Regions from separate parts of the Homo sapiens genome. Here region 1 is linked to region 2. Evidence: read pairs that join two places in POLR2A ChIA-PET (ENCODE). Cell type or tissue: IMR-90. All regions are shown on one strand. Each heading gives the region's core, and the rest is flanking DNA. Links, peaks and the distances in the headings are about the cores only.

The links. ChIA-PET counts read pairs that join two places held together with the same protein. Peaks named below come from ENCODE experiments on the same cell type or tissue, not always from the same donor. Only the 100,000 strongest peaks of a DNase experiment are listed, where the experiment ranks them.
Region 1: POLR2A ChIA-PET joins it to region 2 with 5 read pairs; 4 of 35 experiments call an interaction of 5 or more read pairs at or near these places.

What each region holds. Positions count from the first base shown.
Region 1 is chr3:55,333,710-55,346,465 of GRCh38, forward strand. The region is part of intron 1 of LOC124906243 (a long non-coding RNA gene); the gene reads right to left. Among named protein-coding and RNA genes, the nearest start is that of LINC02030, 110 kb to the left of the region's middle. In IMR-90, for the core only: no CTCF peak of the experiment used is centred there; no DNase peak of the experiment used is centred there.
Region 2 is chr3:55,199,877-55,212,632 of GRCh38, forward strand. The region is part of intron 2 of LOC124906243 (a long non-coding RNA gene); the gene reads right to left. Among named protein-coding and RNA genes, the nearest start is that of LINC02030, 21 kb to the right of the region's middle. In IMR-90, for the core only: no CTCF peak of the experiment used is centred there; a DNase peak (open chromatin) is centred at 6,275; H3K27ac peaks cover 136 bases.

The DNA of each region.
Region 1 (12,756 bases), core at 4,531-9,530, 130 kb after region 2:
CTCTCATGGCTCATCCTGGAATACGAACTATTCCTCATAGGAAATGGATAATACAATATCAGTGAAGATATTAAACATAGCACCTGGCCAGGAAATTCATGGTGTCCAATGAATGAAGCTTGTTTCTTTGCTTCATTCATTCATTCATTCATTTGAAATTAATTAGTGCCTGCCATGTATCAAAACATGGTCAAAGTCCTCAGAGTTCACAGTTTAGTGAGGGGAGAGAAGCAATACAGAAACCCATAAATAGATGAACATGATCATTTAACATAGTAGCAAGGCTATGGAGACAATACTGGAATTGAGAGTGAAAAGCAGACTTAGAAGGATGGAAGTGTGGTGGAGATCTATGTATAACCCCCCACAGAGAGCAAAGCAAGGTTAAGCAACCCTACTATCTGGAAGTTTTCTCCAAACCCAACAGATTCCTAAAGAGTTAGTCTGAGCTCTGAGAAAGAAAAAAGTAAGAACCCTTTTTCTAAACAGGGCTGGTCTGACTGTACAAAAGCCATTCTACTACAAAGACTAAACCCAGGTTCTGATGTTGGCATTTCAGTGTGAGGAAAGAAAGATTCCTGGCTGGAAGCAGCAGCAAAGGTCACTAAATGAGAGAGTGCATGGGTGGGAACACCCAGTCAACTGGGCTTGAACACATAGAAGATGGTGGTGAGAGGGAAAATTCCCTTCTGACTAGTTCTAGGCCTGGACAATGGGACCATCCACAGCAGCTGTTGGGCACCTTCCTAAGGTGGAGAATCCAATAGCTCCCCATTGAAGCCAAAAGACACATCGATCCTCGTGGGCAGGTGCTGCAAGTCATAAGCTTAGGAATTTGGGGGCTATGGTCAAGTCTCTCAAGGCATTCCTATTTGCATCCTACTTTAGGTAACTGTGGGTGCCACGTGGTCAAATACTGCAGGGGATGGGGGTTGGAGCAAAGCAGGGCGATGCCTGGGAAGTGTAAAAACGAATCCTTGGCTAGTGTCAAGGGAGTTGGCCTGGCCTCAGGTGAAAGAGGCTGAGAGGTTGTTAAGGTCATACCTCTCTGTGTATTATACAAGTCTGTGCCCCTAATGAAAATTCCATTTCTTCTAAATAGGCTAATTGAAGGACCTCTTCTTTGAAAAGGCCAGTCTGTGTTCTAAAAAGGGCTTAATGAGGACACGGTTATGACAAACCTCTTAAGAGACAGAGCAGAGAGATTTATAAAAACCTACAGAAAAATAGCAGGTAGTCAGGCCACTTTAGGAGGAGGGAGCACTAAGGAACCTACAGTACTGGAAGAAATAAATGGGAATGCTGAGAATAGGAGGGTGGGCTTCTAAATAAGTATACAGGCTGAGAGCAGGTAATCAAATGAACAGTTACAGTATTACAATGGCAGCCTATGGCATTTGTTAGCACTGGGTACCTGGTGCTAGGTAACGTGCTCATGTCAGTCCTTGAAGAGAGGTGTTATGATTTTCATGATTCTTCTAGAAGGAAAAACTGACTTTCAGGCAATTTGAGGAACCCCCCCCCAAGACTTAAGATTTCACAGCTGTTAGACAATGCAGACACATATAGACCCAGAACACCTGGCATTGCACATCCAATAGGGCATTGCCCCATCCAGTGAAATCTGGTGACCACTTATGCCAGAATCACAGAAGGGCCTAATAGATTGGCCTTTCCTAGGCTTTGGTGGACATGCAGAATCAAAATCTGCATGTGGCCCCTGGAGATCCACGTTCCAAAAGCTCCTTGGGTGATATTGAAACACACTCTTGTTTAAGAACCAGGCAGTTAGGGGCAGTGAGTAGATTGGGTTGTTTGGAACAGAGGGTTTCTAAGAATCCAGGGGCTTGAGATCTACAGGAATTTTTTTTTTAATCAGCACTTCCAGAAGAGATGAGGGACAAAGCCCACTCTGTAGAGTGCTGGGAGGACTCCATCTATGCACAATGTTAATGGTTATTGATCTGGATGTGATGGAGTAAACCTGCTGCATCCTGCCTTCCTCAGGTACCTGGTTTAGCACACTGAAGTCAGGAGGGAGACTGGAAAGAACTGTGTACAGATGAATGCAGAAGATCCCAGCTTCTCAGAATGAAGATCGTGAACTCAACAGATTTTAGCTTCAGGGAGCAGAAAGTAGAAATGGAGATGGGGCCAGGGACCCAGGAGTGCCTACTCCAAAGGTTGGCCATGGTCCTGTGATAGTCCCATACAACTTCCAAGGTCTAAAATCAGCGTCTCCATGGTAGAGTTGTCACTGATGAAATAACAGCATTACCTGTCAGGAAGAGAGGCCCAAATATTTTCCATGGTCCTGAGGACTCATTCTGAGAAAGGCAAGCTACTGAAAGGGCTTCTCCAATTCCTGGCATTTTCTTATTCCCAGGCCCTGATGACAGAGGGGTCTTGGCCCTGAATCTGCCCTTGTGAGTCCTGCACAATGTCCTTTGTGCCACTGGCTTCATCAAAGAACTGAGCCTCCACCAAGCGGCTGTAATCTGAAGGCAGAAGGTACAGTGGGGGTGAAAAGGAAGTGAGCTTTCATCTTCCTACGGAGGGATGCCTATACTTTGCTCCCACTGGCCCTTCTGTTGGACTTTGGATGGAATAGTGGGGCATTGTTGGGGACAGTCTGCCACCACCCAGCCCCCATGGGCCAAGGGCTGGGAGGCTTCTGCACATACACTCTTTGGCACTAGTCAACAGGCCCCCAAGCTGCAGCCCTGTGAAGGCCCCTCCATAAGGGTTTGGAGGGCTGATGGTGGCAGGGCAAGTATCCTTTCTGGAGGAGGAGGAAGCAGGACCTGCAGGCCCTCACCCCTGTCCTTGAAACACGGAGGCTCTTTTCCTGGTTTGCCTAGTTGGAAGGGAACATCCCAGTTTGCAGGAGACATTTTGCAGGCTTGGCCACAGACATACTTTTACACCTGGTTGTATAAAATATGCAACATTGCAGAGGAGTTCTAGCCAGAGCACTTCAGTGACAAACTGGCACAGGGACACACACAGTCAGGCACACTCATGCACCCTGCCCTCAAGGGGCGTTCCATGTGACACAGGCCAGTTAGACGCAGGATGTGCAGACCAGACAGACACAGACCCAACGGTGAGACTGAATGTTTATTGGTGGGATGAGGTGTGTGCAGGTCACTCTGCAGGACCCAGTGCTGGTGTGGGCATTTGGTGGAACAGCCTGCTGAAGGAGGGGCAGATTTCCCCAGATCTGGTCCCAGCCCCTTGGTAGGCACACTCTAGCTGCAATACATTAACAGAGGAGAATGCAATGAGTTCTCCAAACTACTCTGCTAAAATGCCTCAGCCCATAACCAGGCTCAAATATTTGTCCACTTGGACTCAGTTAATTCTGCAGTGCAGCAAACTGCCCAACAGATGTTTTTCAGATGCAGCCTCCTCTCATTATATAGGGTGCACTAATCTCCCCTAAGAGGCTGAAACCATCCTTAAAAATAAGTGTGTGTATATGCGTGCATGCATGTGTGTGTGAATGAAGGGGAGAAAGAGGCAGAGAGAGAAACAGAGGCACAAAGACAGAAGGATGGACACTCACCACACTGATCTTCCCAGAAATGGCCCACACTCTAACAAATCCAGCACAGCAAATTGAGGCATTTCCAAGGAAAGAAGCACATGTGGTCACCACAGAAACAAAGCTGCACACAGCAGGGTTAATCTTCGTGCAGCACACCTGCAACTTCTCCACAGCAGGTGGTGTTGTTTGGTTTTGCATACCCATCCCCAAACAGCATTTGAATTAATATAAACGTATCCTAGCTGGTCTTTATGGCAACAGCAGCAATATGGTGGGAGGGACCTGCTCAGATGGAGGTTGGCATAATGCCTCCTTTGTGTCATCCTTCCCAAGGGAACAGGGATGGCAAGGCCATCCAAGAGGGCCCTGGGATGGTCCCCCAGTCCATCGGTGGCCTGCACTTGGGTAAGATAGGCGCAGGGGACAGGGGTGTGGTCAGTGACTCTGTGGCTGTAACACATGCGAGGCAAGTGGGCTTTAGAGTGACAGAAGTGTAAGGATGGCCAAAAGGAGCTTTGCTTCTTGCCAAAAGTGATGCGTTCAAATAAAAGCAGAAAGAACCTGCAGGGGGCAGGGGCGCTGGGCAGAGTTGGTGTGGGAGTAGACCGACTGCAAACCCAGGAGGAAAGCAAATGTTTCCATCAGCAGGGATGAGGAGGAAAACTTGGCATGGAAAAATACAAGCTTAGTGATAACCAGCTTATGAGTTTTTGCCGTGGCTGCAGAAGAGGGAGGTAGCAGCGATAAGGCTACAGACTGTAATGTTTGCTTATGAACGAATGAAGATGGCTAAGCTGCGTGTGCAGCTGAGCTCCTCTCTTCCACTGGACACAGAAGATCCTAGGGCTACACAATGAGTAAGGCAGACATGTAATCTCCCTTCCCTCTTCTGTTTTTGACAAGTGAGAAAGCTTTACAGAAGCACACATTTCAGACAGTGGAAAAAAAAAAAGTATGGTATAGCCTCAGGATCCAGAGTTATGGCTTCTACCACCATATCCATCTGCACCAAATAAACTTAAAAAACACATTCCGTTCAGTTCACAGAAGCAATGGGAACCATAGCTTTCTCTCAATCCAGTGGCCTTACAAAAAAGTTAGCTAGTAAAGTGGTCAGTGGCCTTATTAGTAAAGAGTTCCTTTAGGGCATAGACTCCTTTCACTAGCAATTTTGTATATACACTTGTAAGAATATTAAGGTAAGTGAATATCAGAAAAGGATCAACTGGTCAAAGAAATGGTGTGCTAAGCTTTAGGATCATTTTGATAAGAAGTACAGAGGGATTGGGAATGTGGGGTAGAAGGTGTATTTACTTCAGGGATGTGTGCCCAGGTGGTGGTGGTCAATGAAGGCTTCCCACAGGAAGTGAGATGTAGCTCAGTCCTAAAGGATAAGTGGGTTTACCGAGTAAAACTCAGGGGAAGGAAGTGGGTTCAGTTTTGACATAAAAGGAAGTATTCCAGGTGGAGGGGGAATTGGACAGCCAAAGGCTCCAAGATCTCAGAGAACATGGTATGTTGAAGAAAGAACTGAAGGAAGTTCAACGAAGGGAGGTGGCAGCGACGCTGAGAGGTGAAGGTAGACCAGGTTCTAAAGGGCGCTGTCGGCTATCCTAAGGCATCCGGACCTAGTCCCAAGAGAAGGAAATGACTTTTCTAGCTTCACTGGTAGCGATGGAGATTGAAGGTGTTCCAAGTAGGCTGCATGAATGGCCTTGGAGAGGAGGTTACCAAGCTAGAGGAAGGTGGAATTATCTAAAATCATGATTTCCTCTACCCTTTCACACTGGCTGTCAAAAGATAGAACTTTAGGCCAAAGAAAAACGGACCAATTGCCTGAAGGGTTGTTAAGTGGCTGGCATTTTTTGTCCATTTCATTTTTGGGAGCACTGCAGGAGAGGGAAAGGATTTATGCTGGAGAGGAGGCATGGGTCCCCGGGAATTGCAGGTGGATGCTGTCTTGTGTAATAATGTGGAATACCTGGCAGGGTGGCTGAAAGTGTGTGTGATCAATGGATTGATGAGAGTGGCAGCTTTTGGGCAGACAGGCTGGCTCTTTCTGAGCTCTATTCAATCTCACTTTAGGGGGTGCCAAGAGGCAGCAATGCTGAGGTTTTTTTGTGGCTTAATGGTAGATTTCTTGATCCTTTCTCTCCCATTCCCTCTGCTGACTCGGATACAGGCCTTATAGACTAAATGGAAAATTATGGTGGGGAGTGAAGGTCACCTTAAAGTATGTGCCTCATCATTAACAAGCCTTGGGCCAAAAGGGTGAAATTCTAACTCAAAATCTGGAGTCCCAGCTATCTGCATTGCAATCTCAGCATTGCCCCTTCCCAACTACGTGACCCTGGGCTATTTACCTCACATCCTCATCTATGAGATAACTGCAGATTATCATTATGCTACTTCAAAGGGTTGTGTATGGTGAGGGTCAAATTTGATAAGGCATATGAAATGTTTAGCACAGGGCCTAGCACAGTTCACACTAAATAAGTGATCGTTGCTGTTAATTTTAATACTAATACAACTATTACTAGTAGTAGTAGTAGTGTTAGTGTTAAAATCTTCAGGGCATCTTAAGGCTGGGGAGACCCACGTTTACTAATAACTAGAATTTTGGCTGCCCAAGAAAATGCTGATATGAACCATCACACATTTTGCCTACAGGACGCCAAGAGAAATTACAAAGCCACTGTAAAACCACATGCCAGTCACATGGGCAATCAACACCAATAGGAGGGGTGAGGCTGCCAAAGCTTGAGTTCAGTTTTCACTTTCTAACTAGTGGCGGTGGTGGTATTAGGGGGCAGTGTGAGATAGAGAGTTGTGTGAAGTGGTATAAATAGAATACGTCTTTTCATAAATCCTGGGCAACCACATGCTATAATGAATGACAGAATAAAAAGGAGCCACACAGGGAGGTGGGGGAGTTGTCTTCCCAAACACATCAACATAAAGCACTTTCCACACATTTCAGCACCCGGTGAGATCTTTACGTGCTGGGAACTCCACATACTTTGTGTGTCATGAGACAAGAGTAAAGATAGGACTTTTATAGGCTTTGGCTTCCTGAGTATTTATAATGTTGTACCAATTAGGCGGCTGAGAACCCAAAATCATGAAAGAGTCCACCTAAGAATCGGTGCCCTGGAACAGCCTGCAGAAAAGCTTGTTCCAAATGCCACAAGCAGGAAGGTATTGTGCAGTCCAACTTTTAAACACATAAGGCTACCTACAGTTTCCATGTGTGACTTTACCAAACTGGGTTCATGCCATGCATGCTACTAGAGGTCTTTTCTACTTGAAAATGTATCTTGGAGAATGGGATGGTTAATTTGATGTGTCAAGCTGACTGGACTAAGGGATGCCCAGATAGCTGGTAAAACATTATATGTGGGTGTGACCATGAGGCACTACTAACACTACGCTCATTTCTAGATGAGATTAGCAGTTGAATCAGTAGACTGAGTAAAGATCCCTCTCACCAACATGAGTGGGCATCATCTATCCATTAAGGGCCCAAATAGAACAAAAAAGGCAGGAAAAGGGAGAATCTACTCTCTGTTTGAGCTGGGAAATCCATCTTTTCCTGCCTTCACACTTCGTCCTGGTTCTCAAGCTTTTGGACTTGGACTTTGGACTGAATTACACCACTGGCTTTCCTGATTCTCCAGCTTGTAAGTGGCATACTGTGGTACTTCTTGGCCTCCATGACTGCATGAGCCAATTCCAATTCTATTGGTCCTGTTTCTCTGGAGGACCCGACTAATACAGAGAGTCTTGCATATCAATAAGTGTAAAGAATCTTCTTATTTTAGATCTACAGAGGGATCTATTGTAGGATGCAAACATTTTTTGCCTAAATGTAAGTCATTACCTACTGTTTCATTCTGGATGAGGCTAAATTATGTTGCAGTAACAACTCCAAAACCCTAGTGGTTTACCATAGTCAAGGGTAGGCACCCATCTCAGGTTGTGCTATTTTGCCTACTTGCTCTCCAGAAAGATTATGTCAATCTATAATCCCAATGATGATGCAGGAAGCCTCACACTCCTATGCTTTAGGAAAGACCAGCAAGAGTGGGTCAATAAAAAGCAAGGCCCTGGCAGAGCCATTTGGTTGATGTCCCCTCCTCTGTTCCTCAGCCTCATGTCATATCTTCTTCCCATCCACAGAATCTTAGACATTCTTTAAAGAATGCCTCTTTGCAGACACTGGCTTTCTTGTTAATTATTCTGTGTCATGTTGGTTCCAAACTCATGGGCTTATGAGGGATGATTCCCAGACAAAATGCAAGCTCTTCAACTCCATCCCCCCGCACCATGCAAATATGTGCCTCTTGTAGCCAGCAAGACTTTTATTTTCATAACTTAGTCATTAGCTCTGTGCAAAACTATGAGTGGAGAAGATGAAGAGGAAGAAGCGGGAGGAAAAGATGACAAAGAGAACATTCTTCAGAAATCACCTCCTTTCATTCTGAAGTTTTAATCATCCCTGATGACTTTTATCTTAAAAAAAAAAATACTGCCTCAGAACAGATGTTCCCAGCCTCATTTGACCTGCACATGGCCATGGGATAAGACAAAATGCAGGGTCTAGGCTACTGAAGAGCCATAAGGAAATCATTTTACCAACAGATAGCATCTGTCCACATCAGTGCTTGGGATGCCCCAGCAACAGTGACATTCTCCAGGAACATACAGACATAGACTTGTGTTTTCCAGTGGTCGTGGCAACTGATGTTCCTCTGCTGTGTTTCTTCCAACTGCTGCCAAAGCTCCTCTGACTGGGGCTGGTAGGAATCTCACGACTACAGCTGACCCTCACTTTCCCTTGTAATGGCCTTCACGTCCCCTGTAATCAGAGTACATGGGTTTGAACCCCAATTTATTAGGGGCCAAGGAGCGTAGACGGAAAGAAACTAGGGCTCCAACCTCAGCTCCTCTGCTTCTTAATGGTGAACTCAGTGAGTTATTCTTCCTGAATTACACTCTAAAAATGATGGGTGACAGAAGCTCTCCTGCTGAGATGTTATACAAATTAAATGAAGTTATAATGTAAAGCTCACTTAAGATGTGATATTCTGAATGTACCTGACACAGAGCATAGCATTGAACAATTTTTAATTATCTCAATGTCTTACTGTGTCCACTGTCTCTACTCTAAGCCTGGCATATCACTTCACCCCAAAACAAATATAATTGACTCCTACAGGCTTCCCCTCTTGCCTCTTGAATTCCACACTGCACACCCAGTGGAGACATCTGTCATGCATTCATTCATTCGGTTTTATTCTATGGGAGCCCATCTAGCCTATTAACTGGCATCTGGAAGGTCTAGCTTAGTGTCCTAGACCCCTGAGTTATCCAATGTGTAACCTTGGGGAAGTTACTGAGACCCATCAGCCTCAGTTTCCTCATCTGTAAAACAGGAATAATAAGATCTACCCTATGAGAAAGTGATTTTAAAATCTAAGTTTGCATAAAATCTATATAGGAAGCTGTTTAAATGAAGATTCTTGGGCCCTGCACATTCAGCAAGATCTGGGGAGTGCCCAGATAACTTTATTTGTAATCAACCCTCCATGTGACTTACCTGTCATACTTTGAGAAGCCTGCTATGAAGATGGAATTGGATTTTTTCCTGTCAAGGGAAAACTACAGTGCCTAGCACATAGTAGGTACTTTACTAGTAAATGTAGCATTCTACAGATCTTTGGACCAATCAAAACTGCTTTACTATGTTCTAGGCACTGTGGTAGATGCTAGGACACATCGGTGACCCAGAGAGATGCAGTTCTGCCATGGAGTCTAGGAGGGCAAGCAGACAAGTATCAGAATACTTGAACAAGTATCCTAAGTACTATGAACAAAGAAACACACGGTACTCTAAATCACTGGGAAAATGATTCCGACTTTATACTTCCCCCGAAAAGCCCCCATCACTCCCACTCTCAACCTTAAGACCCACTTCCTGATCCACGCAGGCAGTGGTGTGCTAGAGCCAGCGCATACCAGCTAGGAAAGGCTGATTGTTTAATATTCAAGAATTTTGTGAGCTGAGTGACTTCCTGTTGTTAACTTGCAATTACCCATATTGGGAATCTTTACACCACAGAAATCCACAAACGCTGCAAATCAGAGTTCTCTTTCCAACTCCAAGAGCCAGTTATTAAACATGTGTTAGCACCCCACAGCATATAGGTTATCTTGCCACCCCTTCCCTGTTCTTTGCCTTTTTCCCACAATATTTGTACTGGTTTGAACTCTACTCACACCTCCAAATCCAAAACTGTCTTGGAACCACTCAGATGAAATCTCATGCCATGTTTAGATTCTTTCCCTGGGAGAGTGGTTGAATGCCAGGTCACCAGTCCCACTGGCAAGGATGCTCATCTTCATAATGAATTCCACCTGCTGGGCACACCCACTGCCTCTTGGTGGATAAAGGAGGGAAATTTCCCCTCAAGTAAAAATGACATCTTCTGGAATTTTTCTCATCTCTCTGAAGTCAACTGCCTAACTCCCTCCACCACTGCATTGGTCTCTTGGGTCATGATGGCAGAACAAGCTGTTTCTAACAGTCCCTTCAACAGGGGTGATATCACCAGCCAGGTATGTCCCTGAACCCTGGGAGGGAGGAATGGTCAGCTTTGGTAGCCCCTGCATGAGGTCTTCTAATCAGATCACTGGTTGGCCCCACTATGGGAAATTCTTTTCTCTTGTACAGAACATTCTCTCCTTCCCAGATTCCCTCTGATAAAAACTCAAAAGGAGACATGCCAGGCCAGAGAATTTAAACAGAAGGGCCTTAGACAATTTATCTCACACTTCAGCAACTTTGCAGTTTATATTTGTAAACCTCACTTATTTACTTGTCCTGTTTTTGTTAAAGTAAACTCATTTGGAGTCACCACATAAAAGGGTTTTGTTTACATGGCCTCTGCCTTCAGTTTAGATTCCTGGTTTAGTCTATTAAAATGAGCCTGATCTTATTCTCCCAAAGAATAAGGAAACTCTAAATAAAGTTTTGAGTCTTCCAGACATAGATACCAGCCCTAAGATTTTGTACCAAATGCTCAGAGTGTGGCAAGAGAAGGGTGGGGAGGCAAATAAGGAATTTGTGAGAGGCCCAGAACTGGAGTCTTTAGAAATCAGTCTTGACTGGGCTCTGGAGGTTAGGATTTGGGGCTTGTCAAAGCTTTCTGGCCCAGAAACAATGACAGGCTTCCTTCAGGATGGAGCTGTGAGTTTGTGACTTGTGTTCTTTCAGTGGGGTCAAAGGAGGGTTCTCAGAATCTCACTTCCTCCCTGTTACCTAATATTCAACACCCCCCAGAGTCAGTGCTTCATCACATGCTTGCTGGAGAGGGTCTTAATCCTACGCAAAGGTCAAAAGAAGGCTGATTGGCATTCTATCACTTGCTCCTACCTCCCTTGGGGGTGTGTGTGAGTGTGAGAGAATGTGTGTGTGAGAGAGAGAGAGAGTACGTTTGTGTGTGTGTGTGTGTCTGTGTCTGTGTGAGAGTGTGTGTGTGCAGGATGTCTCTCTGGAGCCTCAGGGGCAGAGATCACTGCCATGGGAATTGCCATTTACATGAATGGGCAACTGGAGATAACTGGTTTATTTTTCTCCTCTCCCTCTGGCTTTATTCATTGGTCTGGGTGATGAGAAGATAAGCCACCTCTTAGGGAAAGAGTTAAACAGAAGAGACTCAAGAGCCATGAGAACTTGCTGATGAGTCTTTCTTCAAGCTTTGAGACTCCTTCTGTGGAATCTTTGGGGCACCTTCTCCCAAACACCATTTTTTCTGCTTTTCACATGGCTAAGTGCAACTCACGGGTAAGGACCTCTGTGCAGAGGAGCTTGGGAAAGGGACTGCTCTGTAAGCAGCCCCTTGTTGGGGACGGGGGAAGAGTTCATGGACAACAATCAATAGGGGAACTTAAGAAAGTATGATGATCTATTTTATGGAGCATTATATGACAGTTAAAAAGAATCAGACCCATCTGAGTATACTGAAAGAGAAAGGTCTCTGGGACATACAGTTCATTTCAAAAGAATACATGCAACACAATGTCATTTATATTACAAACAAGAACAGACTCAAATTCCAAGGGCATTGTGCTGAGTGGAAAAAAACAAGCTTAAAAGATCAAATATTGTATGATTTCATTTATGTAACATTCTCAAAACGACAAAACTATAAAGATAGAGAACAGATTAGTGGTTGGTTGGGTGAGAGAGTTGTGGAATGGAGAGAAGAGTATAAAGGGATAGGTGATGGAATAATCTGTTGATGGAATAATCCTGTATCCTGATTGTGGTGGTGGTTATACAAGTCTACATATGTGATAAAATGGCATAGAACTATATACCCACATTTTACCAATGTAACTCCCGGTTTTGATATTGTATAGTTACATAAGATGTAATCACTGGGGGAAACTGGGTGAAGGGTACAAGGGATCTCGTTCTACTATTTTTGCAACTTCTTGTGAATCTGTAAATATTTCACAATAAAAGGTAAAAGTCCCAAAACAATGCCATATATTTCTATAGATATATTTGTAAGTAAATGAAAACAAAATAAAAACTGAAAAGATGTACACCACACCAATTGCTGTGATCATGTTGTCATTAGGAGAGTATTTGGAATTAAGGGCTGGTCAAAGGGTGCTTAGCCTTATCTGTAATGAGAGATACTTTTTCAACAGAAATGCATTTGAGTATTTTCTGCATAGTTAACAGAAAGTACTATTAACTTTGTAGAGTCAGCCAGAATCAACAAACATTGACTGATCATTTACTATGCGCTAAACACTGGGGCTGGAGTAGTGAAAAGCCAGCTGCAGTCCCTGTCCTCATGGAAGGATGCCCCAAGCTATGCAAACAGCCATTAAGCAGATGGTCACACCTGTGATGGTTGCCAGGCCCAAGAAGCATCATGAGCTGTGAAAACGTGGAGCAGGGAACCTAGAATTTATTTCTGTGCCTCCACAGCCAGCCTGTTCCCAGCAGCTACTCACTCAGTCACTCATCAAATGTTTGCTGTGCCTTGTTGGACCACCCTGAGGAGGTGGAGATGAATGAAAGAGCTTCCTGCCTCAATTAACAGAGAGCACATTTAAGAGATTGACCATTTATCAGTCTAGGCAATGCATCTGCCTTGGGGTGAGACTTCTAAAAGATGAGGGAAGCA
Region 2 (12,756 bases), core at 4,159-9,158:
TATTGAGGAGGAGGTTCCACTCAACACACAGAACTTCCAAGCAGGCAGGCATATCTGCTCACAGCTTGGGCTTCCTGGAGAGCAGGAAGTGTCCTAAGACTGGAGATCTTCACCCACAGCCTGGATCCTGCCTTCCAAAGCATATTGTAGGTTGGGGCTTCCAAAATCTTATTCTACAGCCTTACAAAATCAAGAAATGCTCTGGGAGCAAACAGTTCCGTAGTCAATTAAACATGAGACATATGGTATGCACTGTACCTGTGGTGGGTCACCTCATGCCTGATCACGTTCATCAACAGCACTGAGAAGTCCTGCTGCTAAGAAATTAACTCAGCAAAGTTTAAGCCACCATTTTTCAAACTTATTTGGCCATGGAACTCTGTGTGTACCTGCCTGTTAATATTCTGTGAAACTAGTGGTCCCTGGAACATCCTTTACGGAACATTACTGTAGAGAATTTATATGTAAGTTGAAGGGTGGATTCTAACATTTCTCCCAAGCCTACAGTCTGATGTTCTGTATTAGGTCTCATTGATTCTTACAGTTTCCTTTCGCAAGTCAGATATTTCTGATAGGAGAGGAGTTCCAGTGTGGAGAATCGTAATGCATGTAAACAGTGTTGTCTGTGGATTTAAACCTTATTCTCACATTGACTAGGTCAGTGTTTTGAGTACTCTTTAATCTCTGAATATCTGTTTCCTCATTTGTAAAATGGGAAAAATATTAGTACCAACCACAAAAGTTGTGGGAATGCTTAAATTAAATTAAAGGACAGCAAGCATTCAATTATCGGCAGCATAAAATCAGGAAGGCATAGCCCTGGGGGTTACCATTACCTAGTAAACCAGGCCAGTGATTTTGAAAATACAGCATGCATACCCACATCAGCACCAGCATCCTTTGGAGGACATGTTACAGTACAGGATGCTAGGCCCTCACCAAGACCTTCTGATACAATGGACCTGAGGTGGGGCCTGAGAATTTGCACTTCTAACAAATTCCCAGATGATGTTGATGCTGCTGCTGGTCCAGGGACCATACTTTGAGAACCACTGGACTAGATGGGTGCTCAAAATATCTGCAAACTCCTTTCCACTCTGGCCTACAGGATCAGGCTTAATTTATAGGTTAGTGAGACAAACCCAGAATGACTTTATTGTTATGTAATTTCCTTCTTGGGGCCCAAGCTTGTCTCTAAAAGAGAGCCCCTTCCCCACCCCACAGGTGCATTAGTGTGTATTGGGGAAGGATACAGGAAGTGCGAACACATTCTGGAGGGGGAGGATCATGCTGGCCTGCACATGGTGAGGCCCCTGTGGTACAGATGCGCTGAATCAAAGACCTGTCTCCCATTTTCCCTCCAGGCCTGGCTTGGCTCCTGGAGAGGCAATTAAACTTTGGTTCCATTTTGAGCCTTTTTCCACCCAGTTAGGAGCCTCTCTGGAGGATTTTCCTCCTTTCTGGGAGCTCCTGAAAAGACAAGCCCTTTTCTTTGGCTTGTCTCCATTATTCCCAGGGGTTTATGCATTGAATTTTTTTTTTAATACCCACCCTTTATTTGTGGATTCAAAGTGGTTTTGCAAGTTCTGACACTTTTCCTGGTACCATGTTGAAGACAGAGGCTGAGGAGATGATCTGAGGGGATGCAGTATTTATGAACTATGATATTTTCTAAAAACACCTGGCATTTATATGAACTAGGGTTTTTAATAAGGTAACCTCTCTGAGTTTGGCATTCAAATAGAAAACATGCGTATTGTGCTTTCCTTGCATGTGAGGAATCTCGTTGAAAGTACCCAGCACTCAGATAGTGTTTTTGTAAACAGTGATGATTTTAGTCTATGGTGAATCCTAAATTAGACACAACATATGCGATATTGCAATATTTAATAATTTCCCTCTGTTTATTTTCGTTCAAGGAGTTTAATAAATGGGAATGTCATCTTTGTATCACATCACCCCGAAGGACTTTGCTGTGACAGTTGTAATGTGGTGCCCGGAAGGGTGAAGGAACCACATAAAGTGCCCAGAGCAGATGGCTGATGGCCGGCTCCTCACTGGTGCATGCCCAGTCTCCCCAGCCCCCAAGTCCCTCCCCGCTAGCTGGATTCCTGTCCTACCATAGGAGACTTGGAGCTTCCAACAACATGCTAATATTTTCTTTTTAAATAAAAACGTCACTTTTCTGGAAGGCCTAATATAAACAGCTTCTACTCTTAAGTCTCCAAGAAGAGATGCTGGAAGAATGGTTTCTTCAAAGGCAAAAGAATCGCAAAAGGGTTTATACAGCAACTGTATGTAAACTTGGGCAAGTTGTTTAGACTCTCCACCTTCGTTTCCTCACCTGTTAAGTGGGTGGTGGTTGCAGTGGGGTTGCTCACAGAGAATACTTTCCTGCTGGGTCTCCTGAGAGGGATGAAATGAGATGTTGTCTGTGATGTGTCCAGAACACAGTGGAAGCTCAGAAAATGGTAACTTCTTTCCTTGGCATTTCATTTGGTTTCTCATTTCCTCACCATCCTCTCATGTGCTCTGAAATCATGGCCAGAGTTTTCATAAATGGTTTTCCTGCCTAGTTTTAAGAAACAGCTTCTTTTCTGAGCTTTGAAGTTCCCAAGAGACACACAATCCTCTAGCAAACCTCATTCACTAAGACTCATCCATATGAGTCATGGATTTTCTCTCTAGGACCTGAGCATGGTGAGTTCATTTCAACATCATCTTAATCCCATGTAACTAACAGCGGTAGAATCAATAAAACCCACGTGTAATGGGAAGACCACAAATCTATTTACCTGTTTGAATCAGGCAAGTACCTACCCTGTTGGTGCTCTCATTAAACTGGGAAAACACTTTCCACACCTGGAAATATGAACTGGAAATCTCATCATGAAAGATTTTCTCAATAAATCCCAGGCGTCACTACATTGTGATTCTCAGGAAAATTTGACCCTTCTTTGTTTTGGTCTGGACTAGAGTCAAAAGCATCTCATAAATGAAAAATCATTTTCAGAAGGCCTGAAAATGTAGGGCCATTCATTCCAATTGCCACTGGATCCTTTTCATTGTGCTAGCTTCTTTATCGGTAGCATTTTCTTAAAAAAAAAAATCAATGCTCAACTGACATGAGGCCAAGTTGGTTGACTATGGGAAAAGAAAGTATTGTGTGAAAGAAGAGATTACAGTCGTTGAGAGCTGAAAAAAGTGTAGGAACTGAAAATCAAGAAAACGGCCTGGAAATTATGCTTGTCTATTTTTTTTAAAGACAGGAATGAATGAGTTTTCCAGGCCCTTGAGTTTAATTAAAGTCAAAGGAATATTTCAAAGGTGAGTCAGAAAAACAGCAGGCGAGACATTGCAGTGGCCGGGATAAGAGACTATGGAGAGTGTTGTGGATAGACAAAGCCAGAAACAAGGAAAGGAATGGACAGGAAAGCAGGTGGAAACAGAGGGGCAGGGTGGGGGAAGAGGGAAGCAGAGAAGAGGGAAGGGGAGAGGAGGAGTGAGAGGAAGAGTTTAAAATGTTTTCATATATAATATTAATATATTTTTCTTCACACCAATGCAATCATAAAATATATTTTTAATGGACAAAGGGGCCCCTTATTAAGCTGATTGCTTCCTACCTCAAACCAACCCACACCCCATCTGCTTCCTCAGGACCATGGGCCTCTGTGAGAGACCAAAACCGGTACCAGACAGACTACTCCAGTGGTTCAGAGCCACTTGGCCCTCCAACTGCAAAACTTGAATCCATTTTAAAAGCTTTACCACACATTCTTTATACAACGGCTTTGAGAAATTCCATAATAGGCTAAAAAAATTGCTTTTATCTACTGATGCTTATAACCCGTCTTGCAAAATGACTCAACCTTTCTCTCGGGAGTAATTTATCCTCCAACCTTTTATCCCTGATAAATTAACCATTTTAATCAAACTATCTAGCTTGAGCATTTTGGGTTGCTGTGTTTTTTTAAAAAAGCAGAGGGAGGGGTGGGGGAGGACCAACCAACAAACCAGATGTGGTTGTCTCCAGTTTCAGTTGTTAATGTACAATAAGTTGCAGGTTTCTTATAGTTTCTCGGGGGTAAATCACAAACAAGAATTAGCACATCACCAGCCCAGCTTCCTCTCCCCAGCCTGTCTGTTTAAAGTTAAAGTGAACGACGGATTCAAATATCAAAGGCATATTGCCCCTAAATGAGCCAATCAGCTCCACATACAGCTGGAAACAAGAGCAGGGGATCATGTTTTTCGATCAATGGACAACTCTTTGAAAGTTTTAATTATACATGGTAACCGTTTATTTTAAGCTAAATAATTTTTGCCACTTCTATGTGGGTGACACACACTGCATGTCACCCAGCCTAATCTCTGTCTCAGTCTGCAACGGGTGGTATAAAAATTATATGGATACTATGTTCTAGCTTCTTTTCTGTCATTGTGTCCATCTTTTAAGGGAATGGCAAATGCTTGCTATATAATTGTTTGAAGAAATCAATTTTCTGAGAAAGAAATCTGTCTGGGTTGACCTGACAAGACAGATTAGAATTGGTGCCCTTGGAGTTGGCAATCTTGTTACTCATCTATGAGGACTGTTTTCCAGGGAAGAGGTGGGCAGTTTGAGATTGGTTTCAGGCATCAGTTGTGGGGAGAAACAAGTTTGTTATCTGTTCCTGTCAGGGAGATGATGGCCTGGATCCCAGGGGTTCAGGCTCTGGAGATCACTGCAATGAATCAGTTGTGAGGCAAGCCCTTGAAGCTTCTGCTCTGTGTGATGCAATCTTCCTCACCCATTTGATCTCCCACCCCCAAGTGATAAATCGCTTCCTCACATGGGGAGATATAGTGGACAGTGTGGATTTGTTGGGCCAGAACACAATCACCCTTAGGAAATCCCTCCTCCTTCCCTCTATCCATGTGCTCTACCCCTTCTCCCTACAGGATGAGGTGTGATGACCGGCCCAGTCATGGTCAAGAGCCATCCCTCAGGTGAACTTCTAAGTGGGATTCAAGGTGTAGCAAGCCTATCCTTCCACAGGACTCCTGTATCCTTTGGAATCAAGCCCAGGATTGGAAATCGGGGATACAGCTAGTGAGGAGATGTAGCCCAGCCTTTGAGAACAGACACACCTACCATTCAAGCAGTTGAGTGACATTGTGCAAATTACTCAACACTCTGAGCCTCACTAATCCTATAAGTCAAATGGGGACAATATCTGCCTGGCAAGGCTTTCTTTTTGAGATGGAGTCTCGCTCTGTCACCCAGGCTGGAGTGCAGTGGCATGATCTCGGCTCACTGCCAGCTCCGCCTCCGGGGTTCTCGCCATTCTCCTGCCTCAGCCTCCCAAGTAGCTGGGACTACAGGTGCCCACAACCACGCCTGGCTAACTTTTGTATTTTTAGTAGAGACGGGGTTTCACCATGTTAACCAGGATGGTCTCAATCTCCTGACCTCGTGATCCGCCCGCCTCGGCCTCCCAAAGTGCTAGGATTACAGGTGTGAGCCACCACGCCCAACCCTGGCAAGGCTTTTTTAAGAACCAAGTTACTGCATGTAAAGTTCTGGAAATACTGCAGTTAGAAAAAATTAATAAATGCAGATATAGTCATATACCAAATTAGTAAGCCTCCTCAGTCAGTGATGGTAAAATGGGGTCACGTTTATGTTTAACTCCCAAATGTCCAGGATCCTAATTCTGAGTACTGTGTTGATTCTACCTTTCCAAATACCCTAAAATTTTCTCTGAATTTCCCTAATTGCTCTCTCCTGTGTGTTCACAAAATGATCTGAGAACAACTCCAGTTGGGATCCTCATCAGGTAGAATCCACTACATTTTTCTCTCTTTCATTGTCACTGCCAAGGGTGCCCCTTCTTAGGTGACCAGAGTCCAGGCCAGGGATATTGTCCCTGATGTTCTCTTTATCATTGCTCCCTAGGGTGACCCAGTGATGCTGGGTCCTGGAGGCAGTGAGGAACTACCTGGGCCTCCGATTCATTTCTTATTTCCTAAAGCAACTCAGCAAACTCCAAAGAATCAGCAGCATTCAAGAATAATCCCATCTCCATTATTCTTCACCCTTCAGAAAACAGAATCTGCCCAACATGACTGAATAACACCAGCTCTAGAGATAGACAACATCTTCAAATTTGTGGCCATTTCTCTCTACACTCAACAAAACCTCCATGGCAGCCTCACATGTCAGAAACCTGAGACTCAGTCTCGGTCAGGTCACACATGGTATTTGAGCCAGCTCTTCATTTATCAAAACAAACACAGAGTGTAGAACCCACCCACAACCAGTGACCACATGCTTGGAGGACAGAGAGATGGATGACATATGGGTTTGCAGAGGTCAAGTGGCCTCCAAGGAAGAAGGTGAATATGATTTGTTGGAGAGCAAATAAATCAGCTTCTTCCCTCCTCCCTTTCTTACACATGTCATGTGATATATAGGTTTTTCTAACAATAAAAACAAATTATGATGATAACAAGGTCAAGGTATAGCATTTATTATAACTCAGTTTGGCTTTATAAGGAAATACAGGTATTAGGTCAATAAATAATTTGGGTATGTATTGAAATTATCATCAATTGATATTACATCTTAGTATTTAAAAATGTATAAAAATTCCTTTTTGTAATATCAAACTTTAGACACATGTAAATAATTAAGCCTCTGTTAATGTAGTGGGGTCAAAAGGTATGTGCTTTGGGAAACCTATTTAATTTTTACAAACAAAACACTAGCAATAAACACTAATACAATAATATATTAAAACTCCCTTGGAGTTATCTTTCCAGCCCTTCGAAGCTAACTTTGTGCTGTGGTTGAGAAAATCTGCCCACTAAATCTATCAGTAAATGGCTAGTTGTGTACCAGTAAGATTTCAATAAAATCTTGCATGAAATGGGTCTCACACTTACAGCAAAATGAATCTGAAACAATTAAGAAGGGATATAAGGTCCATGGTGCTATGAAAGGCTAATTTCAGGAGGCGGCAACCAGGCACCCAAGGAATATAAGGGACATTTCATGGAGCCCACCCCTTCCAGCCACAAATGGCTGCTCTGTGTAGATGCTGCTGAAGGTTCTCCACTCTAATGGTGAGCCCCAGACATTAATACCTCACCAAACAACAGTTTTTAATAAATTATTACTGCTTTTCCATTTTCTCTTAATTTTATTAGTCTTCCATATCCTTCTCTGCTAAATTAATACTTCTCTATTTGTTGTATTTCATCTCTATTGAGGATGTATGACTGCTGACTGCTTCACCATTTCAAATGAATGAAACTGGATTATGTCTGTTTCCTTAATTACCCCTAATTTTAGTAGAGAGGTGGCCTCCAGAATGCCCTCCAGTGCTGTATGATAAGGGAAGAAAGCTCTGAGAACTGAGTCTGGAAATCTGACCAGGCCTACTGAGCAGGGGAAGGCTGAAAGTGCCCAGGTAACTTTTTCCTGAAAGGGTCTAGGGTGAGGACAGAGTGGTGGAGAGAAATGCAGCAAGTCTGGAAGAAACCAGATGTCCTCACTGACCAACTCAGTTCAGAGAAATTATTTAGTAAAAGTAATTTAGGAAAAGAAGCAATAAAAGTTCTATTAATATTTTGATGTGAAGGGTCTATTGTGTTTATTGTTGTTTCAAACTTTTATTTTGAAATAATATAGATTCACATGTAGTTGTAAGAAATAATACAGAGTTCTTTTAGTACCCTTTGCCCAGTTTCCTCCACTGGCAACATCTTGCAAAACATCAGTACAAAAAAGCAGGATACTGCCATTGATACAGTCTAGATGCAGAATACTTACATCACTACAAGGATCCCTCACATTGTCCTTTTTCTAGCCTCACTTCCTTCTTTGCTGTTCCCTGGAAACTACTAATCTGTTCTCCATTTCTATCATTTTGTCATTTTATGAATGTTATAAAAATGGAGTCATACAATTTGTAACCTTTTGAGATTGGCTTTTTTTTTCTCTTCCACTCAGCATAATTCTCTGGGGAGTCATCCAAGTTCTGTGTGTTGATAGTTAATTCCTTTTAATTGCTGGTATGATATGGATATGCCATAATTTGTTTAAACCATTGAAGGACATTGGGGTTGTTTCCAGTTTGGGATTTTTACTGTGAATAAGAATGCTATAAACATTCATGCACAGGTTTTAGTGTCAACATAAGTTTTGATTATTCTGGGATAAAAGCCCAGGAGTACAATTGCTGGGTCAATGGTGGTTACATGTTTAGTTTCTAAAAAAACTGCTGTTTTCCAGGTGGCAGTAACATTTTACATTCCCTCCAGTAGTTTATGTGTGACTCAATTTCTCTATATCTTCAACAGCATTTGATTTCGGCATTATTTTTTATTTTGCTGATTCTCATAGGTATGTTGTGATATTTCATTGTGGTTTTGTGTTTTCCTTATGGAGAATGATGCTGACCACTGTTTTATGGGCTTATGTGACATTTGTATATATTCTTCAATATAGTGTCTTTGCATATATTTTGCCCATTATCTAATTGAATTGTATGTTTTTAGCATTTTTAAAATATTCTAGATGCCAGTCATTTAGTGGGTATGTAGAGTGGAAGTATTTTCTCCAAATCCATACCTTGTATTTTCATTATTTTAAGAGGGTCTTTTGAAGAAAGAAAGTTAAAAATTTTGGTGAAGCTCAATTTATCAATATTTTCCTTTTATATATTATGCTTTCAGTGTTCGATCTAAAAACATTTTGCCTAGTCCTCGATCTTGAAGATTTTCTTTTATGCTTCTATTCTGAAAGTTTTACAGTTTTACATTTTATGTTTAAGTCTGTGATCCATTTTGAATAAACTTTCGCATAATGTGTGTGGTTTACATCAAGGTTTTGTTTCTGTTTTTTGCCTGTGGATATTCAATTGCTCCAGTACCATTTGTTGACAAGGCTATTGCTCCTACACTGAATTGCATTTACATCTTTCTTAAAAATGATCAAGTTGTACTTATATGGTTCTATTTCTGGGTTCTTTATTCTGTTCCATTGATCTATATGTTTATTCCTTTACGAATACTACCAGTCTTGATTCCTATATCTGTATAATAAGTTTTGAAATTGAGTAGACTGATACCTCCTACTGTATTCTACCTTCTCAAAATTGTTTTGGATATTCTAGCTCCTTTGCCTTTTCATGTAAATATTAGAGTAACATTGTCTATATCTACAAGAAATCTTGTCGGGATTTTGAATTAAACTTAACATTAAATGGAGGTGGAGCCAAGATGGCCGAATAGGAATGGCTCCAGTCTACAGCTCCCAGCGTAAGCGCTGCAGAAGATGGGTGATTTCTGCATTTCCAACTGAGGTACCAGGTTCATCTCACTGGGGAGTGCTGGACAGTGGGTGCAGAACAGTGGGTGCAGCGTACCATGCGTGAGCTGAAGCAGGGCGAGGCATCGCCTCACCCAGGAAGCACAAGGGGTCAGAGAATTCTCTTTCTAGTCAAAGAAAGGGGTGACAGATGGAACCTGGAAAATCGGGTCACTCCCACCCTAATACTGTGCTTTTCCAATGGGCTTTACAAATGGCACACCAGGAGATTATATCACGCACCTGCTTCAGAGGGTCCTACACCCACGGAGCCTCACTCATTGAAAGCACAGCAGCCTGAGATCAAACTGCAAGGCAGCAGAGAGGCTGGGGGAGGGGCGCCAACCATTGCTCAGGCTTGAGTAGGTAAACAAAGCGGCCGGGAAGCTCGAACTGGGTGGAGCCCACCATAGCTCAAGGAGGCCTGCCTGCCTCTGTACGCTCCACCTCTGGGGGCAGGGAACAGACAAACAAAAGGCAGCAGAATCCTCTGCAGACTTAAATGTCCCTGTCTGACAGCTTTGAAGAGAGCAGTGATTCTCCCAGCACTCAGCTTGAGATCTGAGAATGGGCAGACTGCCTCCTCAAGTGGGTCCCTGACCCCCGAGTAGCCTAACTGGGAGGCACCCACCAGTAGGGGCAGACTGACACCTCACACAGCTGGGTACTCCTCTGAGACAAAACTTCCAGAGGAATAATCAGGCAGCAGCATTTGCGGTTCACCAATATTCGCTGTTCTGCAGCCACCGCTGCTGATACCCAGGCAAACAGGGTCTGGAGTGGACCTCCAGCAAACTCCAACAGACCTGCAGCTGAGGGTCCTGACTGTTAGAAGGAAAACTAACAAACAGAAAGGACATCCACACCAAAAACTCATCTGTACGTCACCATCAACAAAGACCAAAGGTAGATAAAATCACAAAGATGGGGAAAAAACAGAGCAGAAAAACTGGAAACTCTAAAAATCAGAGCACCTCTCCTCCTCCAAAGGAACGCAGCTCCTCACCAGCAATGGAACAAAGCTGGACAGAGAATGACTTTGACGAGTTGAGAGAAGAAGGCTTCAGAAGATAAACTACTTCAAGCTAAAGGTGGAAGTTTGAACCCACAGCAAAGAAGTTAAAAACCTTGAAAAAAAAATTAGACAAATGGCTAACTAGAATAACCAATGCAGAGAAGTCCTCAAAGGACCTGATGGAGCTGAAAACCATGGCACGAGAACTACGTGATGAATGCACAAGCCTCAGTAGCCAATGAGGTCAACTGGAAGAAAGGGTATCAGCGATGGAAGACGAAATGAATGAAATGAAGCGAGAATAGAAGTTTAGAGAAAAGAGAATAAAAAGAAATGAACAAAGCCTCCAAGAAATATGGCACTATGTGAAAAGAGCCAATCTACGTCTGATTGGTGTACCTGAAAGTGATGGGGAGAATGGAACCAAGTTGGAAAACACTCTGCAGGATATTATCCAGGAGAACTTCCCCAATCTAGCAAGGCAGGTAAACATTCACATTCAGGAAATACAGAGAACACCACAAAGATACTCCTCGAGAAGAGCAACTCCAAGACACATAATTGTTAGATTCCCCAAAGTTAAAATGAAGGAAAAAATGTTAAGGGCAGCCAGAGAGAAAGGTCGGGTTACCCTCAAAGGGAAGCCCATCAGACTAACAGCTGAGCTCTCTGCAGAAACTCTACAAGACAGAAGAGAGTGGGGGCCAATATTCAACATTCTTATAGAAAAGAATTTTCAACCCAGAATTTCATATCCAGCCAAACTAAGCTTCAGAAGTGAAGGAGAAATAAAATCCTTTACAGACAAGCAAATGCTGAGAGATTTTGTCACCACCAGGCCTGCCTTACAAGAGCTCCTGAGGGAAGCACTAAACATGGAAAGGAACAACCGGTACCAGCCACTGCAAAAACATGCCAAATTGTAAAGACCATGGAGGCTAGGAAGAAACTGCATCAACTAACAAGGAAAATAACCAGCTAACATCAAAATGACAGGATCAAATTCACATATAACAATATTAACCTTAAATGTAAATGGGCTAAATGCTCCAATTAAAAGACACAGACTGGCAAATTGGATAGAGTCAAGACCCATGAGTGTGCTGTATTCAGGAAACCCATCTCACCTGCAGAGACACACATAGGCTCAAAATAAAGGGATGGAGGAAGATCTACCAAGCAAATGGAAAACAAAAAAAGGCAGAGGTTGCAATCCTAGTCTCTGATAAAACAGACTTTAAACCAACAAAGATCAAAAGAGACAAAGAAGGCCATTACATAATGGTAAAGGGATCAATTCAACAAGAAGAGCTAACTATCCTAAATATATATGCACCCAATACAGGAGCACCCAGATTCATAAAGCAAGTCCTTAGAGACCTAGAAAGAGACTTAGACTCCCACACAATAATAATGGGAGACTTTAACACCCCACTGTCAACACTGGACAGATCAATGAGACAGAAAGTTAACAAGGATATCCAGGAATTGAACTCAGCTCTGCACCAAGCAGACCTAACAGACATCTACAGAACTCTCCACCCCAAATCAACAGAATATACATTTTTTTTCAGCACCACACCACACCTATTCCAAAATTGACCACAGTTGGAAGTAAAGCACCCCTCAGCAAATGTAAAAGAACAGAAATTATAACAAACTGTCTCTCAGACAACAGTGCAATCAAACTAGAACTCAGGATTAAGAAACTCACTCAAAACCACTCAACTACATGGAAACTGAACAACCTGCTCCTGAATGACTACTGGGTACATGATGAAATGAAGGCAGAAATAAAGATGTTCTTTGAAACCAATGAGAACAAAGACACAACATACCAGAATCTCTGGGACACATTCAAAGCAGTGTGTAGAGGGAAATTTATAGCACTAAGTGCCCACAACAGAAAGCAGGAAGGATCTAAAATTGACACCCTAACATCACAATTAAAAGAACTAGAGAAGCAAGAGCAAACACATTCAAAAGCTAGCAGAAGGCAAGAAATAACTAAGATCAGAGCAGAACTGAAGGAGATAGAGACACAAAAAACCCTTCAAAAAACCAATGAATCCAGAAGGTGGTTTTTTGAAAAGATCAACAAAAATGATAGACCACTAGCAAGACTAGTAAAGAAGAAAAGAGAGAAGAATCAAATAGATGCAATAAAAAAGATAAAGGGGATATCACCACTGATCCCACAGAAATACAAACTACCATCAGAGAATACTATAAACACCTCTACGCAAAAACTAGAAAATCTAGAAGAAATGGATAAATTCCTTGACACATACACCCTCCCAGGACTAAACTAGGAAGAAGTTGAATCTCCGAATAGACCAATAACAGGCTCTGAAATTGTGGCAATAATAGCTTACCAACCAAA